Regions from separate parts of the Mus musculus genome. Here region 2 is linked to region 1. The links are chromatin loops, found by intact Hi-C in ENCODE. Cell type or tissue: heart. All regions are shown on one strand. Links, peaks and the distances in the headings refer to the core of each region. The heading gives the core; the rest is flanking DNA. Region 1 holds the start of Gm11543. Region 2 has its middle 14 kb from the start of Gm51874.

Region 1 (5,370 bases), core at 259-5,258:
ATCATTGCTCCAGCTCTGCCCTCTGTACATTTCTCTAAGCTCAGGTTGATCCACTCCACTGCTGCTGCTATTCTTGGTGATCATCCCATGGTACTAGCATCTCCATTACTGGGGGGTCTTTCGTTGCAACTAGACTTCACCAAGGGTCTCTCAGAGGCTCTCTTCACGGTGCCAAGCCTCAGATCCTTTGCATGACCCTTCTGTCCAGAGCCATCAAGTAGAACTGAGGCTGTACCTTCACCAATGGTCTTTCATGGCCTCCAGAGTACCAAGCCTCAGCTATTCTTCATGACCCCTTCATTCCTTCAAAACCAGTACCACCTGGGTGACTCTTACACATTACCAAGCACAGCTACAGCTTGAGGTACAACCTTGACTATCTTTGGAAAACAACTTCTTCGTATTCTCCAGAAACACATCCCAGAAGATTTCACCTCAGTGATGTGGGTTTCTTCGTAATCACAGCTAATATCATAGCTCCAGCTAACCAGCATCAATGGTCCCAGTAGTCCTTTCTATTTTTCACTTTAAAGCCAGAGCCACATGGCTGAAGCTGCCCAGTTCTGCTGCTTGCTGCGGCTGGAACATGGCTCTCGTTTTTCTATTATCAGCTTTCTGTTTCCCAACTCCCTCTCTACCTAAGCTTGGCTTTCCTGGAACTTGCTCTGTAGATTGACTTTGAACTAAGAGATCTGCGTGCCTCTGTCCTCTGTAATACTGGAATTAAAGGTGTGTGCTGCATGCCTGGGTTTAAACTTTTCTTCACCTAGAACCTGCTTTGTCCCATGCTGGCCTTAAACTCAGAGATCTGTTTGGCTTTGTCTCCTGGGATTAAACATTTATATCACCACGCCTGGATCTAAATTTAGCTGGGTAGGATCTTGCCCCCAACTCCCTAGTTTGTTATCTCCTAGAACATAGGATTCAGGTCCATTTCACTCACTAGTACCCCTTTAATATTTGGAGCATATATTCTATATATTTTCTTTCTCAGCTTGCTATGCTCATTCAAAATGCTCTTCATGAGACTAAACCAGAGATCAAGGTCTCTGCTGGGCTTTTTTTGAGACTTCCTTTGTCAATGCAATTAATCTGAGTCTCTTCACCTTAGTCTCAGGCAGACTCTTCAGACAAGGGCAAAGAGTAGCCCCATTCTTCACCAAAGTACCATATATTTAAATTCTTCACCGAAACTTCTTAGGCGCAGCTACAGAGATGGCTCAGCGGTTAACAGCACTGACTGCTCTTCCAGATGTCCTGAGTTCAATTCCCAGCAACCACATGTTGGCTCACAACCACCTGTAATGGCATCTGATTCCCTCTTCTGGTTCATCTGAAGACACCTACAGTATACTCATATAAATAAAATAAATCTTTACCAAAAAAAAAAAAAGGAAACAAAGAAAAAAAGAAAACCTCTTGGACCAGGTCTACACGGTTCAAACCATTCACAATAACAAAGTCTTCCATATCCATACTAGGATGGCCCGTTCAGCCCAATTTAAAGCATCCCCACTGCTTTCCAAATCCAAAGTCCCAAACCCCACATTCTTTCAAACAAAAGCATGCTCAGTCCTAGCATAGCATTACCCCACTCCTGGTACCAACTTCCGTCTTAGTTAGGATTTTACTGCTGTGAACAGACACCAAGGCTAAGGCCACTCTTAGATGAACAACATTTAATTGGGGTTGGCTTACAGGTTCAAAGTTTCAGTCCAGTTTCATCAAGCCAGGAACATAGTGGAATCCAGGCAGGGATGGTGCAGAAGCTGAGAATTCTACATCTTCTTCTGAAGGCAACTAACAGAATACTGGCTTCTAGGCAGCTAGGATGAGGGTCTCAAAGTTCAAAACCACAATAACACACTTACTTCAACAAGGCCACACCTTCCAATAGTGCCACTCTCCTGGCCCAGCACACACAAACCATCACACAAGTAAACATTAGTATTATCTAAATACAACTTTAATCCCACTCACAGGCATCTTCTGGCAACACTACATCTGGGTTAGATGGATGCCAGAAACTCAAAGGAAATACCACCAGCCCATTCTGCCCATCAGGGCCACTGGTACTAGCTACTTCCCTTCAGTTCCCCAGCCCAGCCATCCCCACCCCTCTTCTCAACTACTGAGTATGCCTGACCTTCTCATCTTTCCTGAGACATAATTACAGAGGAGACCCAGACCAGCCTGGACAGGGTGACCGGCAGCAGGGAATGAAGGGCCATAGAAGTATATCTCAAGATGGCGACAGAGACAGTGGGATTTGGGCAGAGGGAGGAGGGCCAGAATTCCCAGTTAGCAACAATTTCACTCAAGAGGCACAAGTGAGCCGGGCGTGGTGGTGCACACTTTTAATCCCAGCACTTGGGAGGCAGAGGCAGGCGGATTTCTGAGTTCGAGGCCAGCCTGACCTACAAAGTGAGTTCCAGGACAGCCAGGGCTATACAGAGAAACCCTATCTTGAAAAAAAAAAAAAAAAAAGGAGGCACAAGTGTGAGTGTTGTTGGGAAGTTTTAGCACTGTCTCAAGCAGGGTCCACCTCAGCAGGGGGAAAGAGGCTTCAGATGGGCTCCATTACTAAGTACAGGGGTGTTGGCAAGTGGCATACTCCCTCCTACTCCCTTTTCTCTCCCTAGACTCTGTCACCAGAGATTGCAAGTAGAGAGGGAATTCTCAGGGGCCACATCCCAATTGCACTTGGCTTGGCTCTGGAAGGTTCTGTTGCTAAGCGCTAAAAAGGGCCAAGGGATAGTGAGAAACAGAGGCAGAAAGGGGGAGAGAGACCAGAGGACAATTCCTTAGAGGACAATGAGCAAGCTAGGGTCCCTGAGCCACAGGAATGCAGGGACCAAAGCAGTCAAGGAAATGGGGGCAAAACAAAAACAAAAACTGACTTCTTCCACTGGCAGTGGATAATAGGGCAAAACAGGAGGAAAAACAGAAGGGCTCAAATGAGTGCCTTTGGAGAGGCAGTGAAACACTGAAATTGGAAAACAGACTGGCAGGAAAGGCGAGGCTTGGAAGCTCACTCAGTATGACAGGGAAAAGGGGAACCAGAAACCAGAGGAAGTCTCCAAGAAGCTGCCTGATTCCCAGGAGCCAAGTTAGAGTGGACAGGTAACAGGAGCTATGAGATGCACCTCACACTAACACCAGAGCCTCCAAGGCGACCTTCCTGTGTCCCCAGACCAGACAGCGAATCATCCACTACCTCATTGCGCCCTTTTCCCCTAGCTTGGCTGCCACTTGACAGTCACCATGCATCCACCTGTCCAGGGGTTTTTCTTACAAGGGGCCCCAGAGCCTCTTAGGTCAAGTCCCAGGTCCCTGTGCACACCTCGGCGCTGTCCGATGCTGCCACCTGGTGGCCATACTCTGACCGCCTGAGTTCTACCATGAATCCCACCTGGCCTGCTCTCCCGCATTGAGGGCTGTTGGCTTTTTGGCTAGTGGACAAAGTCCTGAGCGCGATATTTCTTCATTCAGAAAGAAACTGTAACAGCATCCCAACATGCCACACTGTTGCAAACCAGAGAGGGTACTATTATCCCAGAATTGTGGGGAATGCTGTGCTAAAGTTTTTCCTCCCAAATTCAGGGTCTTTTCCCCACCTCTTAGACAAAGAACAAAGGAATGGCTCCATTCATGTGCCACACCTCCCGTTATCCTTCTTGGGCCTTGGCCTGCCTTTCCTAGAATTTCTGCCTCCCTCCCTTTGCGGTCTCTCTTGTGTCTGGGCAAGTACAGCGCTCTCCAGTGGTGAACTCATCTCTCAAAGTTTATTTACTTATTTTGTTTTTTTGAAACAGGGTTTCTCTGAGAAGCCTTGGCTGTCCTGGAACTCACTCTGTAGCCCAGGATAATCTCAGAGATCCACCTGCCTCTGTTTCCTGAATGCTGGGATTTAAAGGCTTGCCATACTACAACTTGACCTTTTTTCCTTTTTTTCTTTTTTCTTTTCTTTTTTTCTTTTTTTTTTTTTTAAATTGAATCTAGCCTGGATTGGATCTCGCTAATTAGATCGTAGTAGCTTTGAACTCACAGAGATTTGCCTCCTCCCTGATGGGATTAAAGGCTGTGTCACCACGCCCTGTTCTATCCTCTATTTAAGCACAGCCCAGCAGAGGGACTTCCACAGTGCTCTCCTCCATCCAACTTACAAGGCTGCAAATCAACGTCTTCTAACCTCCCACCTCCCAGTTCCTCAAACTCAAGCAAGGCCAGCTCCTCTCCACTTCTCTTCCCTGAGCTCCTGTTCAGCTTGAAGCCCTGGTCCAGCCAACTCCAGTGTGTTAACTCTGGGCCTATCCTGAGGCTGGCCCTATAGGTGGAGAGAAGTGGAAAAGGCCCTGCCCTGTCACTCTGTCCTTACACTCTGAAGATCAGTGGACCCCTTGACAGGATGCTGGACGCCTGGATCTGGGGCACACTCACCTTGACCTTTGGCCTGCTTTCCAGTCTCCAAGGAGTAAGCTTCAATGAGGTAAGCGAGACTTCTATGACTTTTGAGGACCCTATGGGGCAGAGGCCTGCCTAGGAACCCAGTCCTCAACTTGTCAGGAATTACCTAAACCACAGGCAATTGGAAACTTCCTGTCTGTTGTGTTTGGGTAAAGTTGGGGGTAGGGACAACACAGGGAGACTCTAGGGAAATCTGGGCCCCTATCTTGGCAGGGCTGTGTTGCTACCTGGGAGCTGGCCCCAACCACAGCCCTGAATAGGATCAGTGACCCCCGTTTTAGTCTTGGCATGTCTTATTAAGCCCTGAGTCAGGCTGAGGAACCTGAGGTCTTGCTTGTCTGGGTTAGGGGTCTCTCCTTCCCTGTTCTTCCAAGGTTGGTGACTTGAGTGTAGTTTATTGTCCCTCTCTGGGACTTTTCTGTTTGTGTACCAGGGAAGTGGAGGTTCCCACTTCCATGATTAGTTTGAATTCAATCTCAGAGTAGAGCTGGCTGCCTGGCTGTGTGTTCTCATACCTTGATCCCAGGGGGGCAGGAATTGAGTGCTTGTTCATATATAATCTCTAAGTGTCTCGGGTTGGCAGGTTTCCTCAGAGGTCGTCAGAACAAGCCTTTGTTTAATGCAATCTTTTTTTTAGTTTGTTTTGATTTTCAAGACATGGCTTCTGTAGCCCTGGCTATCCTAGAGCTCTGTAGTCCAGGCTGGCCTCAACTCAAATTAAATTTACAACTTGGTTGAGAATCTGCTATGGCGGGCAGACATAAGTGAAGTCCCAAGTCCACTCCCCAGAACACTGTCCATGGCTGTTTGAAACCTGTAATTCTCTGAGCATGGCAATGTATTTGTCAAGACCAGGATCAAGACACTTCCATTCTGGGACCTCTGCATCATTTGTTGACCCCT
Region 2 (5,370 bases), core at 213-5,212, 100 kb after region 1:
ACAATCATAGCAACATAGGACTCACAGAAATAAGTGTAATGAACAGGTGTGTGGTGTGTTAGCAGGTGACGCCCACCATGAAGAGCTTGACAGAGTGAGAAAGTCCACGCTTAGCCTAGCAGGGGAGGTACATGGTGGCCTTGGGCAGTCTAATGAGCAGGGCTTGAGGCCACCTCAGAGATGAGGACCTGTGATGTAGACTGAGGGACAGCAGGAGCAGACCAGTCATGGTTGGCTGGAGCACAGAAACAAAAGCCTGTGAGCAGTTTCTCTCATCTCGGTGACTTAATTTCCTGTTTGGGTCTGGGTAGCTCAGTGGTAGAGCACTTGCCTAACATAGATCGGCTCTGGCTCTACCCCAGACACTAAAAAACGCTAAGTTTTCTGTTTTCTTCAGTTCTCAGCAAGCCAGTGATCTGTCTGGGTCCAATGTCTGACATTCTAGAGTCCGCTGACCATGCTGGCTCCATTGAGGTCACCTTAAAACCACTTTCACACCTTATTAATACACCTTAATAACACACTCTTGATCAGGTAGGCCCTGGTAGACGAGAACCCAGGAAGCAAACACTGCCCCCTTGTGGGAATGTGTCTACAGCCTGACATAAACCCAGGGTCACTCAGCGGGAGGCAGAGGGGTGTGGACTTCAATCCCGGAACCCTTACCCTGTCACTTGACGGAATGAGGACTGTGCCACGGTCCAGCCTCAGTGGATCTATCTCCACGTGTGTAAAATAGGATTCTGCCCCCTCAGGTTGTAACCATGGCTGAAAAAGAAACAGGTGGGTTCCGTTGCAGCCTGAAAGCCTTAAAAGGCAGGCTGCCTCCTCCCTTCGTGGCTCTGATACCGGGTGTGTTTCCCGTTTGACCTTCACAGAGACTTGAACTCTAAAGTTAGTGCCCGAGAGTGAGCTGGGTGCCAGGTAAGGCTTTTGCGGGGTTTCTGAATTCCTATTTATTTGTTATTTATTTATTCACTATTGTTCTTGAGACAGGATCTCAAAACCCACAGAGATCCACCTGCCACTGCCTCCCCAGTGCTGGGATTGAAGCCTGCACCACCTGCTCAGCTTTACCTTGTGAGACAGAGTTGCTACACGGCCCAAGTTGGCTGCAAGCTCTTGCTCCTCCAGCCTCAGCTTCCTGAGCGATGGGATAATAGATATATTGATAAATGACCTTTTTATTTTTTTCTATCAAAAGTGGCTACCCCACTGAGAGCCAGTATTCCGTAAACCCCCGCTGTGTAAAACTTCTATGCAAAGGAATTCGAGTCTTTGAATCTCCCTAACCAAAGCCAAGCCAAGCAAATAATAAGGAACTGAAGTAAAAAAAGTGTGTGTGGGGGGTGGGGGTGGGCGGGGCGGGGGTTGGCGCACGCACGAATCCCAGCACTTGGGAGGCAGAGGCAGGGGGATCTCTGTGAGTTTGAGGACAGCCTAGTCTACAAAGAAAATTCCAAGACAGCCAGAAGTACACAGAGACCTTGTCTCAAAAACAAACACACAAACAAAATACAAAACAAAAAGTCCAAACCCTGGAAAAATTTTTGTTTATGAAAAGCTCCTCCCCCATTCTGTGCACTTAATTAACTTGGTGGCCTGGAGTCCTCAGCTCATTTTCCTTTTCTTCCTTTCCTTTGTGCCTCTCCTCCTCCTCCTCTTCCTCCTCCCCTCTTCCCTCTCCCCCTCCCCCTCCTCCTCCTCTTCCTCCTGCTCTTCCTCCTCCTCCTCCATTTTGAGATGCAGTCCTGGAGATCCATATGCCGACCAAACTGTCCTTCAAGTCACGGAAAACTCCCCACCTCTATAGGGATTAAAGACTTCTACCCACCCCCCCAACCCTAGCTGCCAGTCTATTAAAACTAGCCAATCACAAAAGACTGTGAGGTCAGACCCCTGCCAAAGGAAAAAGAAACAAGTTATCACCTGCAGTAGGACAAAAGCTAAGGGGACTTCCTGTGCTCCCCAACCTGGTTCCCGCTGCGCAGCGCCCTTTTTACAGAAAGCAAATGGCCTTGCTGAGTTTTCTTTCGCTTTGTTCATGTGTTTCTTTTAGTGATACCAAGAATATTTGCTTCCAGCAGACATGTACTGTGGTGCTTCACAATGACCTATTTTCAGTTCCGAGCTCAACGCTGGAATCTTGCTCCTACGCAAGCAAGACCAATGGGAATTTGAAATGGTGCTGTTTGTCTCGGAACCTGCTAAAAGGGAGCTTAAAATGTTTGCAAGTAGCTAGTTGTGGTGTACGTGTGAAACCCCAGCTACCCAGGGGATGAGCCGAGAGTTCGAGGCCAGTGTAGGTGCATAGTGTAACTGTCCGGGAATGAATGAGAGAAAGAAGTAGTCAGGTTTACTGATACCTGCGATTCCAGCAGAAATCACAGTTCAAGGCCAGCCTCAGCAACTCAGTGGACTCTCACATTCAATTTTTTAAAAAATATTTTTTATTTTATTTAATTTATTATATGTAAGTACACTGTAGTTGAAACACTCCAGAAGAGGGTGTCAGATTTTTTTTTTTTTTTTTTTGGTTTTTCGAGACAGGGTTTTTCTGTGTAGCCCTGGCTGTCCTGGAACTCACTCTGTAGACCAGGCTGGCCTCGAACTCAGAAATCTCCCTGCCTCTGCCTCCCGAGCTCTGGGATTAAAGGCATGCGCCACCACACCGGACTGATGGTGTCAGATCTTGTTATGGATGGTTGTGAGCCACCATGTGGTTGCTGAGATTTGAACTCAGGACCTTTGGAAGAGCAGTCAGTGCTCTTAACCGCTAAGCCATCTCTCCAGCCCCACACTCAAATATTTTTAAAGGATTGGGAATTTTGTTCAATAGTAGAGGGCTTGCCTGGTGGTGAGAGACCTTGTTTTTAATCCTTGGTACAACACACACACACACTTTACAAACACCCACCTATTGGATCCAACTCCACCTTCCGGCCTCTGAAGGTACCACGCACACATGTTGTGCACAGACTAATCATATAGGCAAAAAAATCAAATAAATAATAACCATCATAAATAACAAATACCCACCCATCAAGGAATCAGCTAGAAAACTGGAAGTCTCCCTCTGGGACTCTCCTGGTCCTCTATTGCCATCTGCTGGTGAGAATAGGGATGGTAGAGACACAGCCGAAGTGAGCTATGAAAACTCAGTGGGGGTGAGTGAGCCTCTGGAAAAGAACCCAGGAGAATGGCCGGAAAGGCCGTCTGGAGGGCCTTCTCAGTGTGTTAGGAGGCTCAGGGACCAAGGGGCTTTTTATTTATTTTATTTAGGTTTTTTGAGACAAGGTTTCCCTGTGTGGTCCTGGCTGTCCTGCAACTCCCCCATAGACAAACTCAGAGCTCCACCTGTGGAGGCATGCACTACCACCACCTAGATTGATTGATTGATTGATTGATTGATTTTCAGGGTCTCACGATGTGGCTCTGACTGTCCTGAAACTCACTATGTAAACCAGGCTGGCCTTGAACTCACAGAGGTCCACCCATCTCTGCCTCTCTGAGCACCTAAATCAAAGGCATGCGCCGCCACACCAAGCTTTTACTTTACTTTTAAATATTGGTTTTCTTTCTTCTTTAATTTTTTAAATGTTTTTTCCTTTATGTGTATGTGTATTTTGCCTGCATGTACGTCTGTGCACTGTGTGTATGAAAAGGCCAGAAGAAGCCTTCAGGCCCCTTGGAACTGGAGTTAAAAAGGTTGTGAGGCACCAGGTGCTGGAATCCAGCCTGGGTCCTCAGGAAATGCAGCTAATACTCCTAATCTGTGAATCGCCTCTTGAGCCCCTAGGGGTCGCTTTAACAATTCTAGCTCTGTCTCTATGCCCTACAGACAGAGAGACCCAAGATTAAAACAGAGAAGTGTATTTCCCAAGGTTGAGCTGAGCCATATTTTAGGGACAAAATCAGGATTTGCTCCCAGAACCCTGAGATCGAAATCCAGGGCTCCTCTGAACCTTGATTCTAGTGAAACCCTTGGACCACCAGCAGCCTCTGGGGCACCTGGAGACTTGGGAGAATTTCAGGGTTTAGGGGCTGGGTGTTTGACTGTAGAGGAATTGCCTACATACCAGGTGCAAGCGTTGGTTATGGTGCCCTGTGTGGCAAAACAATGTGAAGAAGAAGGAGGAAGAGGGGGGGGAAAGGGGGAGGGGGAGGGGAGGGGGAGGAAGAGGAGGAGGAGGAGGAAGAGGAGAAGGAGAAGGAGAAGGAGAAGGAGAAGGAGAAGGAGAAGGAGAAGGAGAAGGAGAAGAAGAAGAAGAAGAAGAAGAAGAAGAAGAAGAAGAAGAAGAAGAAGAAGAAAGCAATAGATGCCATGTTGTTCGAAGTCTTGCTCTAGTATTTTCTGTACACAGCTGCATGCATGCTTTCATAAAAATTACATCATAGCCCCCACACCCTCTTTGTTTTGATTTTTCTTTTCTTTCTTTCTTTCAATTTTATTTTGTTGGGGAGTAGAGTGGCTGAGACAGGATTTCTCTGTGTAGCCCTGGCTGTTCTGGAACTCACTGTGTAGACCAGGCCCTTGAACTCAGAGATCTGCCTGCTTCTGCCTCCCAAGTTTTGAGATTAAAACTGTGTGCCATGGTAGTACACAGCTTGGTTTTGCTTTTAATTGTTGGGACTCAAACTTAGAGCGTTCTCTCTCTCTCTCTCTCTCTCTCTCTCTGGTTGCTGCTGCTGTTGTTGTTGTTGTTAAGGTCTAACACATCCTGGGGCAGGCTTTAACCTTGCTCTGTAGCCAAAGATGACCTTTGACCTTCTGCTCTCCCTGCCTCTGTGTGAGTGCTGAGATTACAGAAGTTTGCCATCATCCTTGGTCACGTGATGCTGGGGGCTGAACCCAGGGCTTCTATGTGCTAGGCAAGCACTCTACACACTGAGTTCCATCCCCTCCCCTTAATAATTATTTCTAAGGGTCTGGAGAGATGGCGTAACAGCTTAGAGCACTTGCTGCTCTTGCTGAGGTCCCAGGTTCAGTTGTCAGCACCCACATGGTAGCTCACAGCTCTCTAACTCCAGTTCCAAAGGAGCTAACTCTATCTTCTGACCTCTGTAGTCACCAGGCATTCATATGGTGCGCATGGATTCATACAGACAAAAGCAATCATATAGAAAAAAAATAAAATAGGTTTCAAAAAAAGAGTAATTTTTAGATTGTAAATTTCAAAATGGAGACATTTATGGTAAATAAAGTGCTCATTTTTTTTACATTTATTTTATGTGTATAGGTGCTCTGCCTACGTGGAACTCACATACGCAGTGTCCATGGGGGCCAGAAAAGGGAATCAGACCCCGGGAACTGGAGTTAGAGCTACTGTGAGCTTCCATGTAGGTGCTGGGAACCAAACCCAGGGTCCT

What was found. Peaks named below come from ENCODE experiments on the same cell type or tissue, not always from the same donor. Only the 100,000 strongest peaks of a DNase experiment are listed, where the experiment ranks them.
Region 2: it touches region 1 in a loop (3-fold over the local background); 2 of 42 quality-filtered maps call a loop at or near these places.

What each region holds. Positions count from the first base shown.
Region 1 is chr11:94,830,773-94,836,142 of GRCm38, reverse strand. It overlaps Gm11543, which reads left to right and starts at 4,157. Exons shown (of 5, transcript XM_975056.4): 1 at 4,157-4,489. The coding sequence starts at 4,409. In heart, for the core only: a CTCF peak has its summit at 3,370 (motif pointing left); a DNase peak (open chromatin) is centred at 3,362.
Region 2 is chr11:94,728,197-94,733,566 of GRCm38, reverse strand. No RefSeq gene overlaps it. Among named protein-coding and RNA genes, the nearest start is that of Gm51874, 14 kb to the right of the region's middle. In heart, for the core only: CTCF peaks have their summits at 585 (motif pointing left), 3,103 (motif pointing left) and 3,795; no DNase peak of the experiment used is centred there.